Regions from separate parts of the Homo sapiens genome. Here region 2 is linked to region 1. Evidence: read pairs that join two places in POLR2A ChIA-PET (ENCODE). Cell type or tissue: PC-3. All regions are shown on one strand. Links, peaks and the distances in the headings refer to the core of each region. The heading gives the core; the rest is flanking DNA.

What was found. Peaks named below come from ENCODE experiments on the same cell type or tissue, not always from the same donor. Only the 100,000 strongest peaks of a DNase experiment are listed, where the experiment ranks them.
Region 2: POLR2A ChIA-PET joins it to region 1 with 6 read pairs; 2 of 35 experiments call an interaction of 5 or more read pairs at or near these places.

The regions. Positions count from the first base shown.
Region 1 is chr1:117,843,615-117,846,540 of GRCh38, forward strand. No RefSeq gene overlaps it. Among named protein-coding and RNA genes, the nearest start is that of GDAP2, 85 kb to the right of the region's middle. In PC-3, for the core only: no CTCF peak of the experiment used is centred there; no DNase peak of the experiment used is centred there; H3K27ac peaks cover 627 bases.
Region 2 is chr1:117,507,462-117,510,387 of GRCh38, forward strand. All of the region lies in intron 12 of MAN1A2 (mannosidase alpha class 1A member 2), which reads left to right. Among named protein-coding and RNA genes, the nearest start is that of TENT5C-DT, 97 kb to the right of the region's middle. In PC-3, for the core only: no CTCF peak of the experiment used is centred there; no DNase peak of the experiment used is centred there.

The DNA.
Region 1 (2,926 bases), core at 97-2,596:
CTGAGATGGCTGAAATAACAGAAATAAAATTCAGAATATGGATAGGAACAAAGATCACTGAGCTACAGGAGTACATTAAAATCCAATCTAAGGAAGCTAAAAATCATAATAAAACAATGCAGGAACTAACAGACAAAATAGCCAGTATAGAAAATAATGTAACCAACCTGATAGAGCTTAAAAACACTCTACAAGAATTTCATAATGGAATCATAAGTATTAATAGCAGAATAGACCAAGCAAGGAAAGAATCTGCAGAGCTTGAAGACTGGCTTTCTGAAATAAGAGAGTCAGAGAAGAATGGAGAAAAAGTAATGAAAATCAATGAACAAAACCTCTTGAGAAATATGAGACTATATAAAGAGACCAAATCTATGACTCACTGGTGTTCCTGAAAGAGACGGGGAGAATTGAACTGACTTGGAAAACATTTTTCATGATATCAACCATGAGAACTTCCCTAACCTAGCTAGAGAGGCCAACATTCAAATTCAGGAAATTCAGAGAACCCCAGAAGTTACTTTGCAAGAAGATCATCCCCAAGACACATAATTGTCAGATTCTCCAAGGTCAAAATGAGAGAAAAAATATTAAAGGCAGGTAAAGAGAAAGGTCAGGTCACCTACAAAGGGATGCTCATCAGACTAACAGCAGACCTGTCAGCAGAAACCCTACAAGCCAGAACAGATTGGGAGCCAATATTCAACATACTTATAGAAAAGAAATTCCAACCCAGAATTTCATAACCAGCCAAACTAAGCTTCATAAGTGAAGGAGAAATAAGATACTTTTCAGACAAGCAAATACTTAGGAAATTTGTTACCACCTGACCTGTCTTACAAAAGCTTCTGAAAGAAGCACTAAATATGGAAAGGAAAGACCATTACCAGGCACTACAAAAACACACTGAAGTACACAGACCAGTGACACTACAAAGCAACCATATAAACAAGTCTGCAAAATAACCAGCTAACAGCATGATGACAGGATCAAATCCATACATATTAATACTAACCTTGAATGTAAATGATTTAAATGCCTCAATTAAGAGACACAGAGTAGCAAACTGGATAAAGAACCAAGACCCATTGGTATGCTGTCTTCAAGAGTCCCACCTCACATGCAATGACATATATAGGCTCAAAATAAAGGGATGAAGAAAAATCTACCAAGCAAATGGAAAACAGAAAAAAGCAGGTGTTGCAATTCTAGTTTCAGACACAGTCTTTAAACCAGCAAAGATTAAAAAAAGACAAGGAAGCACATTAGATAATGGTGGGGGTTCAATTCAACAAGAAGATCTAACTATCCTAAATATAAATGCACGTGACACAAGAGCATCCAGATTTATAAAGCAAGTTCTTAGAGACCTTCAAAGAGACATAAAGTCTCCGACTATTATTGTGTGGGAGTCTAACACCCACTGACAATATTAGACAGATAATCAAGACAGAAAATTAACACAGATATTCAGGACCCAAACTCAGCACTGGATCAAATGGACCTGATAGACATCTACCAAACTCTCCATCCCCAAGAAACAGAATGTACATTCTTCTTATTGCCGCATGGCATATATTTGAAAACTGATCACATAATCAGCAGTAAAACACTCCTCAGCAAAGGCAAAAGAAATGAAATCATTACAAACAATCTCTTGGAAGACAGCACAATCACATTAGAAATCAAGACAATGCAATTTCACTCAAAACCATACAAGTACATGGATACTGAATAACCTGCTTCTGAATGACTTTTGGGTAAATAATGAAATTAAGGCAGAAATCAAGAAGTCCTGGCTGGGTGTGGTGGCTCACGCCTGTAATCCCCACACTTTGGGAGGCCAAGGTGGGTGGATCACCTCAGCTCAGGAGTTTGAGACCAGCCTGGCCAACATGGTGAAACCCTGTCTACTACAAATACAAAAATTAGCTGGGTGTGGTGGTGGGTGCCTGTAATCCCAGCTACTCAGGAGGCTGAGGTAAAAGAATCACTTGAACCCTGGAGATGGAGGTTGCAGTGAGCTCAGATTGCACCACTGCACTCCAGCCTGGGCCACAAGGGCGAAACTCCATACAAAAAGAAAGAAACCAAGAAGTCCTATGAAACTAAGGAGAACAAAGAAATAACATGCCAGAATCTCTGGAACACAACTAAGGCAGTATTAAGAGGGAAATTTATGGCACTAAATGCCCACATCAAAAAAGTTAGAAAGATCTCAATTTAATAATCTAACATCACAACTAAAAGAACTAGAGAACCAAGAGTAAACCAATCCCAAAGCTAGCAAAAGACAATAAATAAGCAAAATCAGAGCTGAACTGAAGGAGACTGAGGCATGAAAAAGCATTCAAAAGATCAACAAATCCAGGAGCTAGTTTTCTGAAAAAAATTAATAAAACAGACCACTAGCTAGATTAATAAAGAAGAAAAGAGAGAAGATTCAAATAAACACAATCAGAAACAAGGGGGATATTAACACTGACCCCACAGAAATACAAATAGCCATCAGAGTATATTATGAACACCTTTATGCACATAAACTAGAAAATCTAGAAGAAATGGATAAATTCCTGGACACATACACCCTCCCAAGACTGAACCAGGGAGAAATTAAATCTTGAACAGACCAATAATGAGCTCTGAAACTGAGTCAGTAATAAATAGCTTACTAAACATAAAAAACCCAGAACCAGATAGATACACAGCTGAATTCTACCAGATGTACAAAGAAGAGCTGGTACCATTCCTGCTGAAACTATTCCAAAAAATTGAGGAAGAGGGACTCCTCCCTAACTCATTCTATGAGGCCAGCATCATCCTGATATTAAAACCTGGCAGAGACACAATAAAAGAAGAAAACTTCAGGCCAATATCCTTTATGAACATCGATACAAAAATCCTCAACAAAATACTGGCAAACTGA
Region 2 (2,926 bases), core at 135-2,634, 340 kb before region 1:
TGAAAACTGGATATAAACCAAAAAAGAAGACATAAATACAGGAAAGAAGTGAAAGGAAGATAAAGGGATACTGTATTGAGATTGAGGAGGACAGAGGCTCTGAGAGATTTCTTCAAGATTAAATGTATAGACTGTTTATTTCTGAGTATTTTGAGACAAGAATTAGTTGCTGAAGATTTTAGGTGCATTATTACTAATAAATACAAGTCAGCTTGCTTTTTAAATAAGGGGAGGAGTCATGTAAGAAAGAAAAGCCATGAATAGCTTTTAGTTAACATATGAACTTGTTTAAAGACACTTGGTTGGAGTCTTGATTGTTTTGTAAGAAGAGCTAAATGGTACTACTGTCCCCTCTCCAGCTGCAAGAAAGAGAAATATGTTCTTTGATAATGGCTTTTGTCCCTCCAAGGATTGTCTTATTCATTGGATTCAGTGAAATAGCAGTTGGTCAAAAGTCTCTTAAGCTGAAAGAATTGCGAGGAAATTAGCAGATAGAACACCAAGACTCCTAGGAGCGGTTCTCTAGTAGCAGCACTTGAATTGCTGAATGAATATCTCCCACGTGGATTCTCTATGGTTCTATCACTTTATACCATTTACTGTCATAAGCCTCTTATCAAAAACTTTGAAGGTGTGTATTATTTTATATATGTACCTTAGTGTCTACACCCATTCACCTAGATCTTTCTTTGAATTAGATTTTCATTGCACCTTACCTCAATTCTGTTGCACATTTATTTAAAGATCTGATAAACTGAGAAAAGTATACATTTTGAGGATACATTTCAACCATTTTTTTCTGAGTTCATATATATCAGGCATTAGGCAGCTCAGAAATCACAAGTTGGAAACATAGTCTTAACAAATTTGTTATTAAAGGAAAGAGAAATAGCATAAAATTAAGATCAAATTTATCACCACAGTATGTCTACTTTCACTGGTATCAGAGTCTCTGGGGCAGAAATTATGTCTGTGTCTCTTGCTTGTGTGCTTTTTTCCTCCGTATCTCTTGAAATTCAAACTTTGAATATAGTAAAATTCTGGAAAGCTATATAAGAATATGTCTTATATTCTTATATATACTTATATACTTAAGAATAAGTAATCTTAAATAATCAGAGTTATGGACAAAGATTTATGTACAGAGATGTTTATTGCTGTTATAAAAATAAGTCATTATTTGTTCAATAATAGCTGAATGGTTAAGTAAATTATGGCACATCCACAATAGTATCATGAAGCCAAAACAATTGCATTTTTATAGACTTTTCACAGTATAATATTAAGTGGGCTATTAAGTCCACATGTGCATACGTAACACATAGATGAACATGTTAATAGTATTTCAACAATATCAAAATGTGAACTGTAGTTTAGCTTAATTGAAGTTATTTTAGTTTTTAAAAATACTTTTTGTTTTTGTCTCTGTAAATATTTAAAAACATCTTTAAAAATACTCTATTTTGAAAAAAATAGGCTGGATCACTGCTAAGTACCAAAACTAAGTTTCTATAGAGCAAAGCTTTAAATATTAAAAAAAGAAATAAAATCATGAAACAATTGGAAAGTTTTTTTCAACCCTAGGGATGAAGATGGCATGATACAAAACCCAAAGATCATTGAAGAAAAGATTGAGAATTCAATTACATAAAAATAAAAAACATCTGTACAAAAAAAAGAGCACTAAGTAAAGTAAAAGACAGATGGCACACTGGGAAAACATTTCTTAAAATTAGAAATTATTAAGAAAAAATACTAAGCCTACTAAAAAAGGTAGTAGCAGTTCTTAGAAAAGAAATGGCTGTAAACACATGAAGAATGCTTGATCCACTTGTAAGAAATAAATGAAATAATAGATCAGATGCTATGTTTTATTTACTTTCACACTGCTTAAGATTTAAAAGTTTTTGTTCTGGTGTTGGCAAGGATGTAAGAATCTAGTCACTTTCAAACACCCTAAGTGAGAGTACACTGGAAGTATATTCTTTTTCGTTGTTGTTAAGGAAGCAAGGTCCACCTGTGGCCCCTGCCCCGACTTGGAAGTATATTCTTAAAATATCCTTAAGTGTGTATTATCAGTACTTCATTTGTCCTGATAGTCTATGTGAAATATTAATATTCTCAGTGCTTTAGTTTAGTGTTTGAGTTAGAACAAGCATGCATGCAATCAATGTGTTTGTTGAGCTATATATACATAACAGCATAGCACTTGTCATATTAAAATCAGTTGTTTAAACACTATAATGTGTAGCTCCTAAAAAATCAAGTTGTTTTTAATACAGCTTTTTTTGAATTATAAAAATAGCATGTGGATATTGCAAAACGAGTTAAATAGTGCAGAACTGAAGAAATGACAAAAAAAAAAAATGAGTTTCTTTGTGCCTCACATCCAATCTCACTTCCCAAAGAGAATAATTATTAAATAGTTCTTGATATAGCCTTCTGGAAATTTTCTGGGTATATGCAAACATATAAAAATATATATAATATATATCCTTTAGCCTTTTTTCTCCATATATAAGATTATATATACCTATTATTCTGAAACTTGCATTTCCACCTTTTTATCTAGGAAAGGTTTCCATATTGGCATATATAAATCCACTGAGGAATGTTTTATAATTTGTTTAATCAGTACCCTATTGTTAGATATAGAACTTGGTTCTGTTTTTTTGCTCTTATAAACAGTGCTTCAGTGAATGTCCTTTTACATATATCTCTGCTCCCTGTGTGAAGATAAATGTTGGTTAGATTCCTAGAAGTAAAATGGATGACTAGGGCAGTGGCATGTGCATTTGACATAACTATAATTAAGCAAAATAAGCTGAGAGAGCGAACTTTTCAGAAAACTTCTCAGAGAGTTTCAGAAAATTAATTAGAAATGGTTAAAATCAGATGGGTATTCTGAGAAGTATGGAGACATTTA